Linked DNA regions of Homo sapiens: region 2 is linked to region 1. The links are chromatin contacts, found by Hi-C in ENCODE. All regions are on one chromosome and are shown on one strand. The core of a region is the stretch at or near the end of the contact, and the rest is flanking DNA. Distances in the headings are between cores, read along the strand shown. Region 1 has its middle 320 kb from the start of LINC02578. Region 2 has its middle 320 kb from the start of BRINP1.

Region 1 (6,499 bases), core at 3,962-6,461:
TGACCCAGAGATTTACACCTGCCCCTCACTAAAAGGACTGGGGAGGAGACACGAGATCAGGCCAACAAGATAAGGAAATCAGCTCTGTGCTGGCCATTTTAAAAAGAAAATTGTATAAGGTAATGGTATTAACAAATATTGTATTTAGTATATGCCAGACACGATTCTGAGTACTTCACATACATTGACTCATTAAATTCTTACAATAACCTTTTGAGGTAGGAAATACATTCACATTTTACAGATGAGGAAACTGAAGCATGAACAGTTACGTAACTTTCCCAAGACCACCCAGCTAGCAAGTGCCAGACCTAGGTTTCAAAGCTGGCAGTTCAAAGCCTATGCTGTCAATGGCTGTGTCAGTGGTGATCTTGGGTAAGTTCTGCCTCTCTTGTATCTGCTATCTTTCATGTCTATAGGCCTTTAGGAGACTTACCAAAAAATTCAACATGTATTCAGTTGCACCCACAATGCACACATGTAGGCAACAAATGGTTTGTCAACTGGAAGAAGAGACATTCATATGACAAGGTGTTGTCAGAGAATGGCACAATAGAATACAACTCAAGGGATTGTGAAATGTGGTGGTAAAAAGCAAGGGCTCTGAAGCTAGAGAGATGGTTTGACTCCTTGTAATTTACTGCCAAGGAAACCTCCAAGATGTTTTCTAATCCCTCCTAGCTTCAATGATCTAAATCATTAAGCAGGGACAATAGTGTCAGTCTCACTGAGTTTGTGCATGGATTAAATGAGATATTGTATAAAAAGCATTTTTTTAGTACATTTTCTGGAAGACAGTAGCTCACAACAAAGGGTACCAGTGGTGGGGTGTTGGTGGTGGGGATGACTAGGATACACAGACAAGAGGCACAAGCCCCCAAGCAAGGATTAATGACTCCCGTTACCTTAGCTGAAGTTCTGCTAATAGAGCAGAGAATACCCAGATTGATCTAAATTGAGAGACTGCCGGGCTCAACTATTCATCAATGGGTAAAGACAGAGCACAGCAATGAGACCTCATTCACTATTTCAAGACAACTCCCTTTTACAGGTTGAGAAAAAAAATCAACATAGCCCCTTTCAGGTTTGTCACTTTAGTTTTATGGATGTCTCCAAACCGTAGGGCATTGTAGCTGAATGAGCCCACAGAATTTAACTAATCTAGCTCCTTCACTCTAGAGTACATGGAAACTGAGGCTTATAAATAAATGAATTGTTCAAAGTTCCAGGGCAACTCAAGGGAGACCTGGTCAGTGCTTCTCACTCTAGAGTTGTTTTTCGTGTTCGTTTGTTTGCTGCCCTAGCCTGTCCCATTGAGACAATCATTCTTTCATTGATAATGATTAGGGGTGGCCTGTGATAAGCACTAGGAAAACAGAGATGAAAATCTGTGTGTGAGTGAGTGTCTGTGTGGTATATGTTTACTCATAGCTGAGAAAGACATATACCCCTCAGCAAACTGGGGAAGTAAAAAAGGATTGAACCAGAGAAGGTATAGAAATATTCACTAATTTTATAAGGATTGCAGTGAAGGGGCACCTAATCTGTATGGCATTAGAAATGGTCAGGAAAGGCCTCGGGAAATAGTTGATGACAAAGCTAAGAAGAAAAGGTGTAACTAGGAGAAGAGGAACAGGACATTGTTTCCAGAGAGGGATGCAAAAAGGAATGAAATCAGTCATTCCTTCATAGAAAGCATGGACCCCACAGTCAGAGAAGTCAGACACACTCAACTGCAAAGGCTGTCCAGATGCATTTTAATATAATACTGTCTGCCTTACTCCCAATCCTCTGCTCAAATAAGACTGCTATTAATTCAACCTTCAAGACAAAGAATACCAGACACGGGGAAGTCGAACAGGGAAGTTGAACAACCTTCCCATGTTGTGTAATAAGTACGAGACCTTAAATTCAAAACCTCGCATCCTGACTCCAGATTCTGTGCACAGTCTTAACTACCTTAATTACCACGCAGCATGCTTCTCTGAAATCAAAACCACTAGAAAGTGAGTCTACCTTACATAGAAACATAATTCCAGCGAAAAGCATGCAAAAAGTTCAGTTTGGCATTTGAAACTAAAATGCATTAATATATTTAACTTATATAGTCAGAATTTATTTAATAATTTTAACTGAAAGCTAATTCATAAAATGATGAGAAAATGAACCAGGCCTTGATTTTTTGACAGTAATTTTTCTGACAAAATTGTATGATCAAATGAAATGAAATCCTTCACTTTGCATTTAACTTTCATATCATAATTAGGAGAAAAGGTAATTTTTGTAAAAATATTTGAGAGATTCATCATTTTTCTTCTGAGCCTTCTCCTAAGCTTTTGATATTCAAATATTTCTCTTTTGAAGCTTCTAATCATCTTCCATGTTGATTTTCTTTTTTTCAATTGTTAATTGGTTTAACTCAGCCAAATCCTTATTTGCGAATGGCTTAGGATGTGATTTTAGCAAATCTTAGCATCACTTTCATCAACTTCATGATATTGTATAGCTTTCACAGGACTACAATTTCACTTTACAAGTGAAATGCATTGTATTCTCATTATGATGCTAGTGCTCAAAATATTTTATAAAATCATGACAGCCTAAACGACAACAAAAAGTTTTTTTATCAGATGGGAAGAAATGGAGTAGACGCCTAGGCAGAGGTTAATTTTTTTTTTTTTTTTTTTTTGGTTTTTGTTTTGAGACGGAGTCTCGCTCTGTCGCCCAGGCTGGAGTGCAATGGCGCGATCTCCGCTCACTACAATCTCTGCCTCCCGGGTTCACGCCATTCTCCTGCCTCAGCCTCCCAAGTAGCTGCGACTACAGGTGCCTGCCACCATGCCCGGCTAATTTTTTATATTTTTAGTAGAGACAGGATTTCACCGTGTTAGCCAGGATGGTCTCGATCTCCTGATCTCACGATCCGCACGCCTCAGCCTCCCAAAGTGCTGGGATTACAGGTGTGAGCCACCGCGCCCGGCCGGCAGAGGTTAATTTTATAACAATAGTTTTATTGAATATTTTTGTGTAATGAAGACATTAGCACAATCATAACTAACTGAACTTAAGTAATAAACACGTATATAACAAGGATTCACATATATGCAAATGCCTTGAAATTCCCAAGGGTCTCAGAGCTGCCAAAGTAAAAAACAGGACCCCATCTGCTCAATTTGGAAAAAGGAACATCTTGGGGGAAAAAAAGCAGAAAAAAGATTTTATAAATAGAGTTGTATTTTTTATGTACATTCACTGTATATAACACAGCTCCTATTAGTGTATATCATCAAGTTTATGTGGAGTACAGATTTTTTCCAGCACTTTGATGACTGAGTACCTGCTGTGAGCTGCCCAGAGACAGTGTTTTTCTTGGGAGTTGAACTACACACAAGCTCAATAACTTGAAGTTCCCTTTGCCTAGAGTGGATAAAGGACTTTTGAAATTCACTACCTTGCAGGCACCATCCTTCTCCCAGTGAAAAATAAATAATTAGCTCTGTCTTCTTGATCTGAAGCTCACATTTAGAGCTAGGGAGCAGACATTTTAATGAAGAAACTGAATGACATCAGTGCTATCCACCGGTAATTCTTGGTTTAGAGGGTATCCCAAAAGTCCAGTTAATTCCTCATCGTCAACGAAGACAAGTAACAGAGACGTATTCTTCAATTCAAGGAGAGTAATGTTGGTGTAGAGATTCTCTCCTCCCTGTTATGCCCAGTGCCTTTCTACAAAGCTGGTTTGTGTGCAAAGAGCTGGCCATCTGTTGTGTCTGGGGATGCAGTGCATATGTCTGAGCATAGAAGAAATTCAGACTCTCAGTTTTACAGAACTGAATTCCAGAATTTTTTATGTCAGGAGCTTCCTGGAGCCAAGAAGTAAAGGAACAAATGTTTTCAGTGGACTGTTCTTTCAGTTTACATGTTAGGCTTGGAATCCATAAACCCCTCTATTCCCAAACTGTGACTCAACTCTGCTCAAGTCCACACATTTTTATTAAGTGTATCATTTGGTTTTTACCCATCACCATAAGAAACAGCACACACATAAACAGGCATGGGTATGCATGTAGACACATACACACTCACACACCCACCTCCCCTGCCCACACACACACAAACTCCAGCTTTCATTTGCTGTACAGGTTGTATATTCTAGGCACTGTGGTAAAATGTTTTTGTTCCTTACCTCTTAATACATACACCAACTCTGGGAGGAAGGTGTTTTTATTCCCACTCTACCATAAAGAAACTGAGGCAAGCAGGGTTAAGAAACATACCCGAAATCACAGCACTAACCAAATCTATGGAATTACAATTTGAAACCAGATTTCCCTGACTTCAAAGCCTATAATCTAAAGTTTTGTCTTTTTATGAAACATGATATGTGTGTGTGTATGTGTATAGTACTATTAATATAAAATATATGAAATATGTAAGAGGTGAGAACATCAGCTTTTTGGGAATATATTGGTGTAGGGATTCATTGAAGTCTGAGCTCATAGACTCTCGGAATTACAAGGGACATCAGATGACCTTAAATTACCCTGCACACAAATATCTGCACTGGACAGTAATCAGAAAGGGTGATTCCAAGAGCCTATTTCAACTGTGGGATGTTATTATCTTAATTATTACATGATATCAGTTGCTCCTTTTCAGATTACAGCATCTATACCTCCAGGGGTGTGCCAAGAATCAATGTTACAGGATAATAAGTATTCCAAAAGCTGTGTTAAAACAAAAAGAGACATATTGCTCAATTTAATGCAAAGTTTGCATGGGATGTTAACATAAAACAGGACTTTAAATCCATTTTGTACCTTTAGAATTCATTTCGAGCTACACTTCCTTAGATTCCTATGCATACATACTTAGGGCCTTGTGTCATAAAATTTTGTGGGAGAGGAGAAGTGATGAGCAAGCTCTCAAATATCATCTGACTAAAATTATTTCACTATCATTTCTAATTCACAGAATGTGTTTCCATATTTTGAGTTGAGATCTGCCTTTCCTTCCATCTCTAAATATTGAAAGTCCCTCTGTTGTAAATGCCCAATCCTTTTACTAAACATAATTTTCAGAATAGGATATAATTCTCTCTTTGTCCAGCCAAAGTCTTGAAGCAGATTTTATCTGGGCAGTCAAGTGGTTCCTCAGTCATATTCAGATCATTTGACCAGTGCAACTCGCTACTCTGAACCATGTAGAATCCAAATTACACAACCTTCCTGGCACAAAGCCAGCATTCCACCAGTTCTGTGACCCAGGGAAGGCCATTCCTTTTATGGTGCCCCAGTCTCCTTTTCTGGACAGCATGAAAAATGCAAACTGGTCATATCTAATGTTGACTGTTCTAGTTGGTGAACAGAAGCCCAGAGCTATGACATTTTAGAGCACTTGACCTTGCCCTGGAAGTCAGTGTCCTACAGCATTCCTGCGCCTCTTTTAAAATAATATAGCATCTGCAATCTCTGAAATGAGCCAGGCCTCCAATTCCATTATATCTCCTGCAGGCTAATATTTTTTCTGTTTAATTGTTGTGAGTAAATTTCAGAATTGAGCAACTATGTACGAGCAGCATCCTGAGTAGGATGAGGCACTGTTCTCTCCAATAAAGGATAAAGATCTAAACAATAAGCTAGGGATGGTTATGCCGTAAAGAGTCACCTTTGACCTCCTAGAGAGTGTCATAATGCAACAAAAAAAGTTTCATAAGTGGGAGAAATCCATGTCCCAGGGCTTTAATACTCTCCACCATCACTAAGTAGCTTATCGACACCAGCCAGTCCTGGCTAAAGAAACTGCAAGGACAAACTCTCTCCTGGCATTCCAGCCTCTCCATTACCCAGTCCATTGCCCTTCCTAGTCTAGTCTCCTCCTGCATTCCAATGCTCCTTCCTGTTTCTTGAACATGCATTCATGCCTCAGCACATTTGCAGGGGCTGTTTTCTCTGCCTCAGATGCTCTCCCTCAGCTTGGCAAATTCCCTATTCATCCTTCCTGATCCAAATTAATTAAGCTTGAGCTTTGGAGACACATTGAGCTGGGTTTGAATTCTTACATTCTAATTGGTGTGTGACTCAGGTAAACTATCTCTGAATTTGTAAATTGAGTACAACAATAATTATGTTATATAATTGCTGTGATTAGCACATTAAATGAAATTTTTGAAATTATTAGTAAAATGCTTATCACATAGTTGACACATGGTTATTTTTGTTATTTTAATAGCATTTTTATTGAATTTGAAACAGTATCTATCTCACTCTTAATTCCTTATTCTTAATTATTATCCAATAATAACACTTCTAGTATTCTAAACCAGAAGTTGGCAAACTATTTTTCTGCAAGGGACAAGATAATAAATATTCTAGGCGTTGTGGGCCATAAGACCTTTGTCATAACTACTCAACTCTGCCAATGTTGCATAAAAACAGCTATGGTCCCGGCTAAAACGGTGAAACCCCGTCTCTACTAAAAATACAAAAAATTAGCCGGG
Region 2 (6,499 bases), core at 1,171-3,670, 48 kb after region 1:
GCTGCTTCCTCTATAGGCTGCACTATTATGTTCCTTATATTCCATATTTGGAAATCCCATAGGATAACAGCTATTTGTCCCATGGCCTTTAAAAGAGTTTCCATGCTCTCTAAAGGAGAAGGTGTTCAAAACTTCTCCCAGTCTCTACTTTCCACATCCCTCCAAATTTTTACAAGTTTATAAAAGCACATTGGATAATACTCATCTTCTTTCAAAAGTTTCAAAATTCTGGAAGCTCTAGCAAGTAAACTGATATCAAGAGAATGTGCAATGGTTATAAAATGGTGTAGTGTTTAGGCACAGATGGCAAAGATGAATCATACTGCATTAGTTAGCTATTGCCATAATAATGATGTAATAATGAACCACCCCAAATCTCAGTGGCTGATGACAACAAGAATTTCTTTTTCTTGCCTGTGGGTTTGTGGGTGGCTCTGGAAGCTTTGTTTTAGTGTCCAGGTCCAGTGGATTCATTCCCAGGATTCAGGTTCCATTTTGGTCTACTCCATGTACCTCTGTCCTCTCCTTGAATCAGAATTGTGAGGCATGTGTTTCTCAGGGTAAATCAAAGGAGTGCAAGTGAACAAGTCAGCATACAGAAGCACATTTTTACCTTTTCTCAAAGCATGTCTGCTAACACTCCATTGACCAAAACAGATTACATAACCAAGCTCACTATCTATAGCATAGGACAGTACTCTTGTACACAGTAGGAGAGCACCATAAACTTGTATGATGAAAGGTGTGATGAAAGGTACAAATGTATAATTCTGTAACAGAGAAGTGAAGATTTGGGACCAAATATCCAATGTAGCATATGTGCCTTCTGCCATTCATTCCTCTCTACCCCTGGCATGCATCACTCCTCCTGTCATGGCACTCTTTCCTTGCTTATTTTCAATGTGCAACTGATGGAAATGCTACCCCTGGAATTAATTATTGTTCTGGGAAATAAAAAATCTCTTTCTAGTTGTGTCACTATGAAGAAATCATTTCTTCTCACTAGGGCTCGGTTTCCTCATCTGTAAAATGAAGAAATTGGACTAGGTATTTTCTAATGTTATTTTGACTCTGACATTCTATGTTTTTGGTGATTTTTGTTCTTCAGAAGACAGTGTGGCACAATGATTAAGAATTTAGGCTCTGAATCAGACTATGTGGGTTTAAAGTATCACACCTGTATTTAACTTCAGGTGAGTCACTTCCCTCTCTGGCCCTCAATGTCCCCATTTGTAAAATGAGGATATTAATAGTACCTATTCATAAAATGTTTGTAAGGATTCAATGAATTAATGCATGTAAAGTCCCTAGAGCAATGCCTATCACTTTGATATCTTGATAACTAGAATATAATAAAAGTTTACTATTATTTCATCTCTCCCCGTCTCTCTCTCTCTCTCTAAATATATATGTATTATATCAGATACCTGTGTGTATATGATATCTACATGTGTACATATGTACATATAATTTATATTTACATATAAACTATGCATAATATAATCTCTGGGTCTAAAGTGACTTTTCAGCTCTCATCCCTTTCTGGCCATCAAGGAAGTGTTAAAAGTCAAGGTGGTATGCAACTATTTATTTTATATGATATGCATTATTTCTACTTACATTCTAATGACTACTATTTAATCATTTGACAGTAACAAGCTACAAGAGTAGCTAGAATATATAGTCTGTAATTGGGTGACCATATACACTGCTAAAATTTAGGATGTCCATATACACTGCTAAATAAGGGGAGAATAGATATTGGTGAACAATTAGCATTCTTTGCCATAAGAACTATACTCAACAGACAACAGTGTAAAGGATAGACATGGCCCCTGCCCTCATGAACATGTATGATGGACTTGGGAGATAGACCATGGACAATTATTCTTGCTGTGAATAGGGGTCAATGAAAAAGCAAGGCCCATAATAAGACCTGAAGAACAGGTGGAGTGGGCCACATAAAAGCTGTGGACGGAGGGAGTACAGGGCATTACCAGCAAATGAGACTGCACAAGTATCTGAAAAGAATAAATAATATGATACATTTCAAGAACTGCAAGACATTCTAAATGAAAAGACGAGGACAGAAGGTGAGGCTAGAAAAGTAAATAAAGAAAGTAGGAAACAGGGCTTACCATATTAAATTGTGTGGGCTTTAGTCTATAGTCCATGAGCCAACATCACAGTATTTTAAGCAAGGAAATGGGGTAAATCACAGGAGGTCCACATGACATTGAGAAAAGAAGTATTAGATGATGCATAAAGTTGGACAGTGAAGGAGGGCACTTTAAAACTGTCTTTTAGTGGGGGAATAAAATTGGAGCAGGGGAGGGAAGGGTGAACTCATAGAGAAGTTATGATGATCTAAGTTTAGCTGCTTGAGGGCGATTTGCCAGAGGCCCAGAACCCAGTTTACGGAAGCCTCGGGGCACCTGGCAGCACCTCAATTCTGCGTACTGCTGTTTCTCAAACCTGGCTGCATTCCAAAGAGCCAGGAAGGGTGAGAAAGCGGGACAGGGAGGGGAAAAAATGGCTAGGTGAACTTTTCTATCTTCCAACTAACCTCCGCCATTTGAAAAGTGAACTACTAGAGGAGCAGGGACAAGCAGAGACAGAACCCTGCTTGCATCCTGCGCAGCGGAGGAAGGAGCAGCAGCAATGCAGAGGAATTATTATGCTGCCTTGCTGGAGTCTTTAGAATAACCCCCCTAGGAGTTTAGATTGAAGTAGGGCAGTCGTAAGGCAGGCTAACCCATCCTCCACTTGAAGTGAGCTACAGCAGCCCTTCACCTAAGACAGCAAGTGGGGCAACTCTTGAAATCACTATGGCTCTTGCTTCCTTACATCTTATGCTAGGTTGGGGGACACTGTTCATGCTTCCATAAATCGCCCAAAGAATGTGTGCATCCCTGTCTTTCACTATATTTCTGCTACTGTTTAAGAAAGAAAAATCACTCAATGGTCACCTGTGTGAGTGTGTGTCTGTCTGTGTGTTTGTATACCAGCCCTAACTTTGCAGAAGTTAGTCTTGCTTTTTCCCACCTTTCCTCTTCCTGCAGCCCCACAGGACTAGAGAGAGCCTCTTGCTCCATTCCTGAGAGGATGTGTCAACCACCAGCAGCTAAGTCCCTTTGAAGGAGTTTAGTAATATTTTACTTGCCTGGGGTTTGCTGGCCAGAAGTTTGTTTACAAGTTTTGGTGAATTGCAAAGGGGAAGTTGAGAAAAATATTCTTTACTGGAAATCTTGTGTCCTAAGTGTAAGAGCCACTAGGACTAGCCTTTAGCGGTCATGGCATGGACTCAAGGGATAGTTCAGGTGTTAAAATGATGTGAATCAGCCCATTCATTCGTTCATTTATTTATTCTTTCCCTCAGCAACATTGAGAATCTAGCTCATACTGGACATAGGAGCAGCTGCTTGAAGACAATAAGGGAAATGACCATGTGGTTGTTGTCTCACAGAGCTTAGAATGCAGTAAAAGTGGTCAATTTTTTAAATCATAAATAATTATTTAATTTCAATGTGGATCATGCTAAGAAAAAGGGCAAGATGCTTAATGGTTAGGAATTAGGATGAAGAAATAATATACCAAAGGGTCTCTCAGAGAAAGAGAACTGAAAGACAGTGAAAATGAGTCAAACCAGTTGGATTGGGGTGAGCACCCTGGGTCCTAAGCTATAAATAAGGCTGACAAGTTTTAGGAAGATAAAGACAGCCACTATACATAGAGCAAGGGAGCTGATGGGGCAAGTGAGCAGGACCAGACAAGCCATGTGTTTCATCTTAGAAATGGGTAAACTGAGGCCCAGAACAGGCAAGCAGGTAGCCCAATCTCACACAGGAAATTTGACACAGACCTGATCCAACAACTCAAGCCATCCTTTTCTCTGTGTTTAAGTGGAATATAGCTTCTAATGTCCCAAACAGGAAAAAACCTAGACTTCTGGGGAACTGAAAAAAAAACACCTCAAAAAAGAGGTTCTTTAATATATTCAGCAAACTTTTTGAATGAGCAAATTCTTTATAACCAGAAAGCCATTTTTGATAACTAAATTCCATATCCACTTTTCTTTCTTCTCCAATTTTAGCATTTTGGCAGAATATTTTATAGCCTTCTCCTATATAAGAGCCCACTGTAGATTTCAAAATTATTACTCTGTTTCAAGTCACCCTTTTTTATCTTCTCATACAATATTGTAAGAATTTTTTTCTTCTGTTATGAATATAAAAAAGGTAAATTTTCTACTTGCATGTTTATTGTTCTCTGAGGCTTCTCATGGTATATAACACAGCCCTAAGAGTTGTAAAGGACAGAAACAATTTATAAGAGATGACAACAAGCAAATGAAACAAAACATTTTTTAAATGTCATATATGTTAGTTAGGTGGATAAAGAAAAGTTCCTGGAAGGTAAGTTGGAAATACATGTCAAAATCTTAGAAAATGCACAGACTCTTTGACCTAGCGATTCTACTTCTGAGAATTTACCTTGAAGAAATAATCACAAACGTATCAAGGATCACTAGAAGCAGCACAGTAGTACAGTTACCGGAAAGGGGTCCCGATCCAGACCCCAAGAAAGGGTTCTTAGATCTCATTCAAGCAAGAATTTGGGGCAAGTCTATAGAGTAAAGTGAAAGCAAGTTTATTAGTGAAGTAAAGAAACAAAAGAATGGCTACTCCAGAGGCACAGCAGTGGTGCAGGCTGCTCAACTGATTAGACTTATAGCTATTTCTTGATTATATGCTAAACAAGGGGTGGATTATTTATGAGTTTCCTGGGAAGGGGGTGGGCAATTCCCAGAACTGAGGGTCCCCCCCACCTTTTTAGACCATATAGAGTAACTTCCTGATGTTGCCATGCCATTTGTAAATGGTCATGGCACTGGTGGGAGTGTCTTTTGGAAGCTAATGTATTATAATTAGCATACAGTGAGAAGTGAGGATGACAAGAGATCACTTTCATCATCTTGGTTTTGGTGGGTTTTGGCTAGTTTCTTTACCACAACCTGCTTTATCAGCAAGGTCTTGTGACCTGTATCTTGTGCCGACCTCCTATCTCATCCTATGACTGAGAATGCCTAACCTTCTGGGAATGTGGCCCAGTGGTTCTCAGCCTCATTTTAACCAGACTGTATCGAAGATGGAGTGGCTCTGGTTCAAATGCCTCTGACTATACTAGCATTATTTAAAATAAAATAAAATACAATTTGGGAGGCCGAGGAAGGCAGATCACTTGAGGTCAGGAGTTTGAGACCAGCCTGGCCAACAGGGTGAAACCACGTCTCTACTAAAAATACAAAAATTAGCTGGGTGTGGTGGAGTGTGCCTGTAATCCCAGCTACTCGAGAGGCTGAGGCAGCAAAATCTCTTGAATCTGGGAGGCGGAGGTTGCAGTGAGCCAAGATCGCACTACTGCACTGCAGCCTGGACAACACAGTGAGACTTTGCTCAAAAATAAATAAATTAATTAAATAAACCAAAAAAAAAGGAGGAACCGAATGATCCACAGTAGGGAATGGATTACATCTATTATAGTGCATCTTATATCTACAACGGAAATGCACACCCACACAAGCTAAGAAAATGAAACACTAGAATTATAACAGTAAGAAATATCAGGTTAGGAACATGGTGGGTGCTGAAGAAACCTTTCTAATGTGTAATAAAACACCTGCAGTTATATTCATTTGTTCATCAAATCTGTACTGAGTTCCTACTCTGTGCCAGGCATTATTCTAGATGCTGGCAATACATCACTTAGTAGATACAGGTGTGGACGATGCCTTCAGGGAACTTACAGTCTCACCTAGGTAAGAGCTGTTGTATTTGACTAATAGTATTGAACACGATTTCATCTCTTCCTTTCTACTTTTTTATGTGCATTGGGAAATAGTTTTACTTCTGCAATCTAAAAAGTTCTGTAGGTAAGTAAGTATATATGTGTATTAGTTCCTTTTCACACTGCTGATAAAGACATATCTTAGACTGGGTAATTTATGAAGCAAAAGAGGTTTAATTAACTCACAGCTCTCCATGACTGGGGAGACTTCACAATCATGGCAGAAGATGAAAGGCATGTTTCACCTGGTGGAAGGGAAGAAAGAATTTGAGCAGGGAAGCTCCCCTTTATAAAACCACAGATCTCATGAGACTTACTCATTATCATGAGAACAGCACAGGAAATACCCACCCCCATGATTCAATTACATCCCACCAGCTCCCTCCCATGAGACACGTGAGAACTGTGGGAGCTACAATTCAAGATGAGATTTGGGTGGGGACACAGCAAAATCGTATCAATATTGATATATCACTTTTATAATCATTATTTATTTGATTCTCACAGGTACTCCTGTGAAGGAGGGATGAAGGGGAAAAGAGAATGCAGGAGGAAGGAAGCATTGGCCATAAATCTACAAGAGGCTAGGCGTTTCATTTACTTTACCTTATTGAGATTTGGGGATACTTCAGAGCATCATAATTTAATTATT

The links. A loop is a pair of places that touch in the nucleus more often than their neighbours do. Pooled maps may share reads with other maps.
Region 2: a map of cardiac septum shows a loop between it and region 1 (15-fold over the local background). The contact joins two enhancer-like sites. A Hi-C loop is called at or near these places in 4 of 168 maps with a recorded cell type or tissue (cardiac septum, gastrocnemius medialis, heart right ventricle and 1 more) and 3 of 50 pooled maps.

What each region holds. Positions count from the first base shown.
Region 1 is chr9:118,999,525-119,006,023 of GRCh38, forward strand. No RefSeq gene overlaps it. Among named protein-coding and RNA genes, the nearest start is that of LINC02578, 320 kb to the left of the region's middle. Within about 2 kb of position 5,212, at least 12 of the 41 ENCODE cell types and tissues checked have a DNase peak (open chromatin) inside an H3K27ac peak, as active enhancers do; they include gastrocnemius medialis, heart right ventricle and psoas muscle, where a contact is called at or near this core.
Region 2 is chr9:119,050,136-119,056,634 of GRCh38, forward strand. No RefSeq gene overlaps it. Among named protein-coding and RNA genes, the nearest start is that of BRINP1, 320 kb to the right of the region's middle. Within about 2 kb of position 2,421, at least 8 of the 41 ENCODE cell types and tissues checked have a DNase peak (open chromatin) inside an H3K27ac peak, as active enhancers do; they include gastrocnemius medialis, heart right ventricle and psoas muscle, where a contact is called at or near this core.